2 separate regions of the Homo sapiens genome follow, and region 1 is linked to region 2. A link is a contact called in ENCODE Hi-C data. All regions are on one chromosome and are shown on one strand. The core of a region is the stretch at or near the end of the contact, and the rest is flanking DNA. Distances in the headings are between cores, read along the strand shown.

The links. Hi-C counts contacts between places; a loop is a spot of excess contacts on that map. Pooled maps may share reads with other maps.
Region 1: a loop to region 2 is called in a map of B cell, with 17 times the contacts of the local background. The contact joins the promoter of FRMPD3 here to the promoter of NCBP2L in region 2. A Hi-C loop is called at or near these places in 1 of 168 maps with a recorded cell type or tissue (B cell), 5 of 37 single-sample maps with no recorded cell type and 14 of 50 pooled maps.

Annotation. Positions count from the first base shown.
Region 1 is chrX:107,447,873-107,453,263 of GRCh38, forward strand. It overlaps FRMPD3 (FERM and PDZ domain containing 3), which reads left to right and starts at 1,780. Exons shown (of 15, transcript NM_001388459.1): 1 at 1,780-2,133. RefSeq lists enhancers at 652-1,152, 2,987-3,901.
Region 2 is chrX:107,774,297-107,779,653 of GRCh38, forward strand. It overlaps NCBP2L (nuclear cap binding protein subunit 2 like), which reads left to right and starts at 3,437. Exons shown (of 2, transcript NM_001348372.2): 1 at 3,437-3,562. TSC22D3 (TSC22 domain family member 3) reads right to left here and starts at 1,491. Exons shown (of 3, transcript NM_198057.3): 1 at 804-1,491. The coding sequence starts at 1,123. RefSeq lists enhancers at 260-837, 838-1,414, 1,691-1,740 and silencers at 1,503-1,797, 1,771-1,830.

The DNA.
Region 1 (5,391 bases), core at 530-3,029, 330 kb before region 2:
TTTGCACTAGCTCAGTGTGTCTGTGGCCCCACATGTGACTGACTCCATGTGTGTCCCTTTGTGTGTGCTGTGTTCCTCAGAGCATCTTCTCAGGTTGGGCTCTGCCTGTGCATTTGCAGGGAATGTTGTGTGTTTCTCTCCCTGCATGTCTTCACTTTCACTTGTCATCCGCTTTTAATAATTCCATCAGCTTGGTTTACCAGCTTAGGCTACTCCCATCCAGATGCAGGGAATTTCCATCCTTTTTTCAAGGTGGGAAGTGCCAGGAAGAAAGCAAAAGTGTGCTCAGTGGACCGATGGCCAAATCTGCTAGTCAGCTACTCCACTGCTGAGCCCAGCTGTGGGAAGCCACGGAGCCCTGTGCCCGGAGCTCTCCTCTGTATCCTGGAAATTCCGTGCAGCCTAGGAGAACAGCCCTTGTCCCACAATTGCCCCTCAGTAGCCCTCCGGCCTCTTCTGAAGCTTTAACCAAGTGCTTGAAAAGAACCGAAAGTGAGGAAATATTCCAACTAGAATGGATCCCTTTGTGCCAACAGCCTCCTTTAGAGTTCAGGAACACAGAGGAAATCGAGGAGGGCTGACTTTTCACCTTAGAACTCACAAGGCCCAAATGTGCCAATGTTTAACTGTCTCTCCGAGGTGCTTCTGACACCCGGAAATTCACCATGTATTTGGCATCACCAGGAGCTCCTCAACTCCACTGCTTCCTCCTGCTTCTCTCTTCCCTGGCCTTAACTTCACCACCCAGACCCACTGTCCAGCTTCCCAGTCTCTCTGGGTCCCCACTGAGGCTGCCCTTTTTGGGGAAGGAAGAGTGGCCTTTTTTCTTGGCCCTCAAAACTCCTCTGAAGGGGTCTGGAGCCCGCTGGGAGACCAAGAGCTTCTCTTGAATCTCGGCTGCTGCATGTTTAGTATTCACAGCATGTCTCTAAAAAACGTCCTGAGATCATTCATCAGGCACTGTGCTGTGTGCCTAGCTGCTCTCCTTCCGGGTGTGTGTGTGTGGCCAGGACCCTCCCTCCATCTGCTGGTGAACACACATGCACACACACCTTAACCTTTTTCCCTTTTCACCAAACCAATCGCATTTTCTAAGCAGACCTTTGCCAGCTGGCAGATCGCTCCCTTACTGAGGTGGGCTCCTGGCGTTGGGCCTGGGCTCGAAGCCGCTCACACTCCAGTGCTGGGGAGAGGCGCTGAGAGCAGGAGCCCGAGCCGAAACTCAAGGTGCGTGTGGATGTTTGCGATGGTGACCAGGAGGGGAGCTGCAGGGAGGGCATCCCCAGCAGAAGGCGAGCAAACAAGGGGCGAGAAGCAAGGTCAGGGGCCAGGGAACGGAGTCTCCGAAGCAAGCGTTCCTGCTGCCCCTTCTCCGCAGTTCACTCCCCGCCCCCCTTTCCCGGGTTCACTTTGGAAATTGGCTTGCCCTCTCGGCAGCCAGCAGTTCCCGGCAGAGTCCGGCCGTAACGGTCAGATTCAAGAAGTGAGGCAGCGCCAGGCTGGGTGGCTGGGTTGCTGGGTTGTTCTTGGGAGATTCTTTCCCCAATTGTCAATTTTTTGCTTATTTTTAGTAGTGACCCGAGCCAGGAACTGCGCCTTTAAGCCGCTTTCCCATTCGGGGAAATCGACGCCAGCACTCGAGGGTCGGGAGGCGCCGGAGAGGCCCCTCATTCTGCACTCCCCTCTTTCCTCCCCCTCCCCCTCCCCCCGCCCCTTCTCCCCTCCCCTCCTCGGCCGTCCGGCCGCCTCGCCGCCATCCGTCACCTCGCAGCCTGCCGCACTCCTGGAGCGAGAGAGCGACGAGCGAGCCACGGCGATGGTGCCGCCCGCGGCGCAGCCATGAAGCCCGCCCGAGGAGCCCGCGCGCGCTCCTGCCATCCTGCCCGCAGCCCGCCGCCTGCGCGCCAGCTCCCCGCGTCCCGGGCCAGCTGCTGCCGCCCTGCCAACCTCTGCCCGCCCCGCCGCCCGGCGCCACTGAGCCCCAAGCCCATGCCGGGCTCGGGGGCACGGGTGCCCTAGTCCCGCTGCCGCCGCCGCCGCCGCCGCCGCTGCGCCGCCGCTGCCGCGCCGCTGAGGAGGCGGAGGAGGAGGAGGAGGAGGAGGAAGAGGAGGAGGAAGAGGAGGGGGAGGAAGGTAAGAGGCGCGCTGCCTTCAGGGGGGCGCGCCCGCTGTCTCAGCCCAACCGGGGGTGGGTCGCGGCGGGAGCGTTCCGCCCCGGGCCGGCTGGGGGGCGACTGGCGCTTGGGCGCCCCCGGGAGCCGGGGGCAGGGCGGGGGGCGCCGAACGTCTGGCCGCCCGGAGTTTGGGCGGGCGGGGTAACGGCCCGTTGCGTGCCCACTGCCCCGGCGAGTCTCTGGCTTGGCGGGCTCGTTTGGCCTCCGCGGGTGCGGGGTGAGGAGTCGAGCGCAGGGGAGTGCAGCGCGTTCATTATGGAGCCTTTGTGTGCGCGCCTGGGCTGTGGGCACAGTTGGGAGAGCTGGCGAGACGCGGGGCCTGGCTGCTAGGAGGTGGCCACTTAGCCGGGGTGCCCGGCGAAGCCCGAGCCCAGGGGCTGCCAGAAACAGCTGTCTGAAGCATGTGCGTGGTTCCCGGGGCCATGTTCACAAGCGGACACGGAGGCGCACACACACGCACACACAGCCGCACAACATACCCGGCGCTCAGCCACACAGTCAGCCCCATGCAAAGACCACACACACACACACACACACACACACACACACACACACAGAGAGAGAGAGAGAGAGCGCGAGCTACACTTGCCCCCTCCCACCAAGATGCTAATAAAGCTCAAACACATATACAGATACATGCACCTCCCCCTAGCGCTGCTAAAACATGCACACACAAACACACTCCTCTACTCCCCAGCCTAGTGCTTTGGAGGTTGGAGAGTGTGTGTGTGTATGTGAGTGTGTGTGTGTTTTCTCAGAGTGGTCTTGAGAAACTACATGACAACTGCACATTACTGCAGATCCAGTACCTGCTGCTTCCCCCCAATACACACCCAGCAACCCCCCGTCACACGCAGCTACTGTAGACACCTCCACCAGAGCCCTTAAGAACCCCATTCTGGCAAAAAGCGTGCCCAACTCTGGTAGTCATACCCTCCACGCTCGAGCTGTTGGGTTTCCTGCACACACACACCACAGCCCCATACACACACACTGAAACCACTGCAGGGGCAAATGTTTGACACCTTCCCCCAGAAGCAGGTGGCACCTCCACCCTTGCAGCTGCAACTAAAGAGCCCCAGATGACAGCAAACGCCGAATTCTGCTAGACCTGCCCCTCCCCTTGGCATCTTGGTCCAGGTGCAAAACCCTGGAGTCCACCGGGTGGTCTTAGCATCCTGCAGCTCTTACGGAGGGCGGGGCAGTCTCTGGACTCCTGCCTTCGGAGGAACTGCTATAAGCGCAAGGCTCCCTTGGGGGCGCCCTTCTCGAAGTGGAGGGTGGGGGATTCTATGCTGACTCAGAGCGAAGCACCAAGTGAGTTTTCCCAGCTGGAGACCGGGGTAAATGGCGAACTCCACCTGGGCCTAGAGGACCCGGGATAGTGTGCCAGTTCAGCCACAGAGGCCCTCAGCTTGGAGGCCCTGCCCCTCCCTCGCCTTCCTTGCCCATGAAGCTCACTGCAGGAGAAGCAGGGGGAACCCAGCTGCCAGCTTCTTGGGAGCTAAGAGAGGCTTTTCGGGAAGCCTTTGCTGTTTCCGCTGAGCAAAGAGATCTTGCTCTACCCGGGGAGACCTCAACAAGACTTGGCCGTGCCCAAGCAAACATGCCAGCGTCTACCCAATTTCATGGCTTGTTTTTTTGTTTGTTTGTTTTTGTATTTCATGTGAAAGGACTAATTCAACCTTAGCAGCTTGTCATGAAGGCACCCCTGAGGTTAAATAAGGCATAATGTATTGTGGATGGGGGAAACAAGGTTGAGGGGAGCAAGGACTAGTGGGTTTTACTGTTTTAAGTAGAGATGCGGAGTTAGAATGTAGACCGTGGTAAAATCGTGACGGCGATGGCTTCTACGTCAGAGCCCCTTCCCTGCTCCTGCCCCTCCCGTCGGCTGCTCAGGGCTCCTCTGGGTCCTCTCCCCCGCCCCCTTAGATTATTTAGGCGGGGCTTTGCTCACTGCTCGGGCAAATTTGATGACAGAATCCCTGCCAGGCCAAGGTGTTAATAGCTGATAGAGGTTTACTGCTTACACCTCACAGGTAACATTTGCATTTTTAAAGGACACAGAGGAGTGACTCTGTTGGTGGGGCTTTCAGGCACCTGTGGCAGGACTCAGGCAGGAGCAGTTTGTGGACAACCTCATCTGTCTACTCTACTGTCTGTGCCTAGGCCAGAGTTATGGGTGATGTGTGTGTGGGAGTGAGGGTGTCAGAAGGTGAGATGTAATTGTGGAGGGTTTTGAGGCCCACAAAGAGAAGGTTTCAATTGACTTGAGAGGCAATTGGGAGCCACTGCCAGATTCTGAGAAAGGAGGGAATAAGATATAAGCAGGAAAGAAACACTCATTGCTGCATGTGGAGAGAATATCCCCTATCTCTCGCTGGCACCCAACACCACAACCGCCTTGCAGTTGTGGGCTGAAGGCCACCAGGGAGAGGAGACTGGCCAGGGGAGGGTGGCAGCTGCCCCAGGCTTCTGGCCCTGAGGGTTTCCCAGATATGTGAGGCATTCTGCTGAGTGGCCAGACTATTGGCCTGAACTCAGTAAGTGCCCCCTCCAACATAAGCTCGTGATGCTGTTGGTGCTATGGCTTCTTTGGATAGTGCAACAGAGCCTCTACCCCACTGGAGGAGAGGTCTGGGGACTCCTATGAGGCTGCGAGCTGCATTTGGAATGAGTCAGGGGACCCCTCCCTCTTGTAAGTGGTGCAGTCCGAGGGTCTTGAGAAGTGAGCTGTGTGGCCCAGTTGGGGGATTTTGTGACCAACGACATCCTCTAGGAGCAGTAGTAGATTGAAAAAGTGCAACAAGAAAGCCCTGGGATTGCTGATGATAGCAGCAAGCTGGGAAAGGCTTGCTGGAGATGGGGGTGGGGGTGGGTAACAGAGGAGTCTCGGGTGGGATGAGTAGAGGAGAGGAATTGCCCCACCGCAGTAATCCTTACTTCAGCCCTTGGAGGGAGCATGGGTGGATGCAGGACAACGGAAGCACTCTGTACCCACCCTCCCCCACTACGCATAAATGATTGGACTCCGTGGCTAATGCCTGATAAGGCACTTGGAGGGGCAGCACCAATGCAACAGAGGAAAGATCCCTGTTTTTGTGGCACCTCCAGGCTAACTGAATGAAGCCATAAGACACACATACATACACATACACACAAATACACACACACATATCACACACAAGACACACACCCCTCAGACACACCCTCAAAC
Region 2 (5,357 bases), core at 2,187-4,686:
GCCTTGGGTCTTCCCATTGTGTTTTTTCCCTCCCTTGTCCTCTCCTTGCCTCCCCAGCAGGATTTCTAGAAAGCTTGACCGGTACACCAATACACGCCTGCAACGACATGGATTCATCCGCCCTCCTGCCACACATAGTTCTTGAGGCACTCAAGATGTCCTAGGGTGCTCTCTGGGGTTGCGCTTAGCTTACATTTGAAATTTAACGCTGTGATCCATGGAGGAGGCGAATCCCTCCCATCCAGAGGCTCAAGAAATTCTCACAAGTCTCTGATTTTTAAAAATTTTCCCCTCCCCATCTCCCTCTCCTACCACCAGCAGTTTAATTTGTCTTGACATTTTGCTTGCCCTCACTGTCAGTCAGGGGCACTCAGTAATTTTAAAGCCCTTGTAGTTTCAATCTGATTTTGCACATTTGAGATGGGCTTTTGAGAAGGGTAGAACTTGGAACTCAAGAAGACCCCATGGCAGAATCTCCAAAGGGGCTATGGAAATGTATGCATTTGAGGAGCGGGTACTTTCAGCTACCTCCAAACCATCTGGGGTCTGCCCACCTTCTAGGCCCCAGCGTCCCCATCAGAAAGCCTTTGCAGGCAGCTTTCAGAATAGGGCTTGCACCTGCCAGTCCTCCCCTCAGCTCCGCGGTACTCCAGGCAACCTCAAGGTCCAGTCACTGTAGCCTGAGTCAGACCTCCCCAGTACCCCTCCTGAACTTCCTAGTTGCCCCTTTTGCCAGAGATGAGGGTGCAGCAGAGGCTGGTGGGAGCAAGGACCGAGTTGCCGCCGTGTGCCGAGCCACCCACCTGTGGAAGAAGAGCAGGATGGAGAGCATGGTCTGGTCGATGTTGCGGTTGCAGATGCCCTCGTTGATCAGGTAGCAGGGGTCCCGCAGCACCGGCTCTAGCGAATCCTGCCGCATTATGCTGTTGAGCTTGTCGGTATTGAGGTTCTCAAAGACCAGCTTTTCCTGCAGCTGCCGAAAGTTGCTCACTGTAGGGCTGCCCGGGTTGTTGTTCTCCCCGCTGCTGCCTCGCTGGAGCCCACTCCGATGGGCCAGGTCCAGGCAGCAGTTGCAGCAGTCGAGGCCGACAGGTGAGCGGCAATCGAGCTTGGACTGGGCCATCTTCTCAGGCTCGGAGGTCGCCTGGCCTGCGAGGTCAGGGGCGGCTGGCAGGTGCGCGCCCACCGAGCTGGCCTGAGGGGACTCCAGGGTGCCTGGAAAAGACAAGCTGTGAGGAAAAGAGTTGGAAATTAGCGCCTAAAGCCAGCCACCTTCGGCTCGGCCCCCTTCTGGCTGTACTGCTCCGGGTGCGAATAGAAACAGCTGGACAAACAGCTCCGAGCGGATCCTTCGGGCTCACTTCCTCCTCTTCCTCCTTCTCCTCCCCCTCCTCTTGAGGCCGGGGGCCGCCCCCCTGAGGTGCCACACGCGGCCCCAGCGCAGTCCCAAGTTTCCCAAGTGTGAGCGGGGATTGGGGCGGACCTGTGGAGGCAGGAAGGGCGGGCAGCAGGGCAGAGGGAGAGCCAGGGCGCGCCCTTGCTCCCTCCCTCCTTTGCTCCCTCCCTCCCCGGTTTGCAGGCTCTCAGGCTCTCGGGCTCCCCTGGGCTGTGACGGCTGAGCGGTGGCAGGAGCTGAGAGCGAGTGAGCTAGTTAGCGGTCTGCACGCCCGGGAGTCAGCACTGGGATATGACAGCATGTAAATTACCCTAGAGGGGACGGCGGAGAACGGTCCTCCGCCACTTCTCCGGCTGGCGGGCGGGGGCCCCGAGCGGCTGGATCCTGTCCCTCCACCCCTCGCCCCACCCCGCCCGCACCCTTGTGCCCTGGCATCCACGCTGCCGCTCGCACCCTCGCCCGCGCTCCTGGGAGCCGGCCCGGCTCTCACTCTCTCGGCGAGCCGGACGCTTCGGTTCAGGCTCTTTCAGCGCTCATGGCGCATCCTCCGCCAGAAATACGCACGCAGCCCACCCGGGCTGCCGTGCCCCCTCAGTGGCCCGGTCTCGCGGGGCTCGAGCTCGGCGTGAGGGCAAATGTCTCTAGTCTCACCTCGAATGGGTCCCCCTACAGAAGAGACGACGCCCTCGAGAGCCCCAAGTGTTGTAGCCTTAAACTGCCGCCCTCCAAAGCCCCCCTTTTTCTGGGGGGGGGGCGTGCAAGGAGAGCGGTTGCCTCTGCAGAGAGTCAGAGAGTGCCAGGCACACATTAGGAGTACCCAATAAATGCCGTAAGCAAAACTCAGAGAAGCACGCTCAAACTCTCCTCAGTTTCTGTCTCTTTCTGCTTACTTAACGATATCGTCACCTCCTTTCCCCAGCTCGCTGTGTCCTCTCTTCCCTGAACCCCTCAGAGGCAGTCTCTGTCCCGGTTTCCCTCTGCCCCTTCGCCGTCTCTCCTCAGTCCTCCCCTTCCTTCTCTCTGCTCTTCTGCTTCCACTCATTCCACTATTTCCCTTATTTTTTCTCTTTTCTTTACCCATTTCCTCTACTTTCTCCCCCATTTCCATTCTTTTACCTTTCTTTCCTTATTTCTTTTCTCCTTTTCTCTATTTCCTCATTTCCCCTTTCTCCCCTTTCCTCTTTTCTCTCATTTTTCTCTCCCCTACCCCCGCCATTTCCCTTATTTTCCCCTCATTTCTTACTTCAGCACCCCCTCTTTTTCCTCACTTCACTTACCTTCTCCTATTTCTCCAAATTTGTTGTCCTTCTCCTTTTCTGAACCTTACCTGCCACCTTAGTTGATCTCCGTCTGTCGTTACCCTTTCAATAGATGTAGCGATTGCATGTTCACAGGCCTGAGGGGCGTGCCCCAGCTCTGTAAGATGGAGGGATGTTCTGGGTGGGCAAGTGGTGGGTTTCCAGGGTTTCTCAGGACTCAGAGACTTGGAATACTTTAAATGTGTAGGATTAAATAACGATTAGTGTCTGAAAAAACTAAACTTTTCATGACGTTCAGTTTTCACGTAAAACTGACTTACATTTCAGTCAGTACTCCCCACCCCCGCATCGGCTCCTTCATTCACAAGTCTGGCCTTTGAAATAGAGCAGCATATACTGCCATCTAGTGTCCAAGACGTTGAACGTTCTCTGCCTGCGTCACAGAAGCTCGGAGAGGCACCAGAGGTACCTCCTGGTGGAATCCACAGTGCGTTGGTTCCAAGAGTAGCAGGGAAGAAGTGTAGGAGGCGGAGCTGCTACACTAAGAGAGTTCTGTGGCCAAGCTAATAGGCAGGAACACGCTCCTACACTAAGAGAGCTCCAGCTAATAGGCAGGAACACCAATTAGGGCCAGAGCCGCCCTTTTTTCTAGTGGAGCTTCACTTGGCCTGAGTCCCTGCGGATTGGACTTCCATAGATTTGAAACTTCCTCCGGGTACCACAAGCATCAGGCCTGTGATTAAGAGCAAAGAGCGGCCAACTATTGTAACTCTTATTCCCAAGGCCCTGTGGGTCCTATATGTGCCCTGCAACTTGGGGAAAATGGAGGTGGGGTTGTGGTCTCTATGCTGTAGCAGCCGGAAAGCCAAAAACAAGCCGTACTTCTCGCTCTTGACAGGATCCCAAGGTCAGAGGTGAAAGAGGTGCTGGGGGTCACTGACCATACCTGCAAAACTGAGAGTATGGTCCTTTCGTTCTAACAGACTGCTGAGGAGTCTCTATTTCTCCTCTCAAAAGCAAACCCTTTAGATGTATTAATTTCCCTTTTTCTTCTTCTTCGCTTTTTTTTTTTTTAAATGTTCTTGGGTAAAAGCCAGAGGAGGTAGTAGAATATGAAATTTCATCTGCATTGTGTAGACTTATAGTCTACTAAATTGTTTTGTAATTACAGTGTTTATGTTTTTTCCTCTTGTTTATAATTATTTCATGTTAAACGTTATAGCAAAATATATTAGACCCATAAATGTTTATTTAAGTTGTGTTTTGTGAACTGCTGGGACTTTTGTTTCTATATTTGCCTGAGTCCTTTTATCTTTGTGCATAACCTTGGGATGAGGCCCTGGTAGAAGTATTTCCTTCTTGGCATTTGGCACCATTAAACTCAAGATTCTGTCCCCTTGACATTTCCCTTGTTGTAGTCCTTGCTCTCAAGCAGTATTGTTAATAATTCAGTACAGCTTTCCATACTATATCCAGGTTGATCAAGAGTAAATATAATTGAGATATAAAAAAACTACATAGTTCAGAGATAGAGTTCAGGAGCTGGTATGTATTTGCATACAAGTCCAGCTTGTATTGACATATTGCACACCTCCTCAGGAGAAGGCTGACTGGGCAGGGCCACCTTGGCTCCCTTCTGTGAAGCCTTGCTTTGCTGACATATATTGCGTTGGATGGAGAGACTCCAAGCAGCAAAACGTTTTGCATAAACTAAGAAAGCGGAGGGGGGCCCCCACTTCCAGACAGAGCTGGTAGCTTTCTGGGTGGAGCAGAAAGAGGGTATAAGGGGCATCTCTTTCTTGGATGAACTCATTCAACAGTCACTGTGTGCTTGTCCTGTGTCAGGTATAGTGTAAGTGGGGATTCAGAGGTAAACAAAACAGGACAAACTCCCAAAGACTTCATGGTCTAGCTGCAGAAACAGAGCTGCAGACAGACAAAAACAGTACAAATACTAAGTGGTAATGGAGGCCTGGTGTGTGTAGGGGGAATAGGGGGTGGCATGTCTTGGGTGTGGAGGAGGGGTTAGCTCTGGCAGAAGAGAAGGACAATCTAGGTAGAGAGACTAGAGAGACTAGTGAACAGAGGCTTGGGGCTGAGAACAGTGTGTATGCTGATATCCGGGTGTGGATTACAAAGCAGTTCAGTGTTACTGGAGAATAAAATGTGAGACATGGAAGCTGGTATAGTTATAGAAGTGCTTGTTATTAATGTAATAAATAACAATATATAGAAACAACTCTCATAACCATGGCAAGTTGAAAGTAATGATAATTGTAAACATATTTAAAGATACCTGTAGTAACAGTAATGTGACATAAAATTGTGATTTCTATTGGGGACAAAGTCACAGGTACCACTAACACTATCGTGATCTGTTCTCTGCATTTGTAGTTGAAGGAAATCTAAATTTTAGTTAGAGGTTGGTGAAAACAAAGATGTAATATTTTCCCATCTAAGTTAATTTATCCCCTGAATATTTATTTATTTACTTTTTTAGAACGAGTCTTGCTTTTGTTGCCCAGGCCAGACAATGGTGCGATTTTAACTCACTGCAACCTCCACCTCCCAGGTTCAAGCGATTCTCCTTCCTCAGCCTCCCAAGTAGCTGGGATTACGGGCATGTGCCACCACACAGGGCTAATTTTGTATTTTTAGTAGAGACAGGGTTTCGCCACATTGGCCAAGCTGGTTTGGAACCT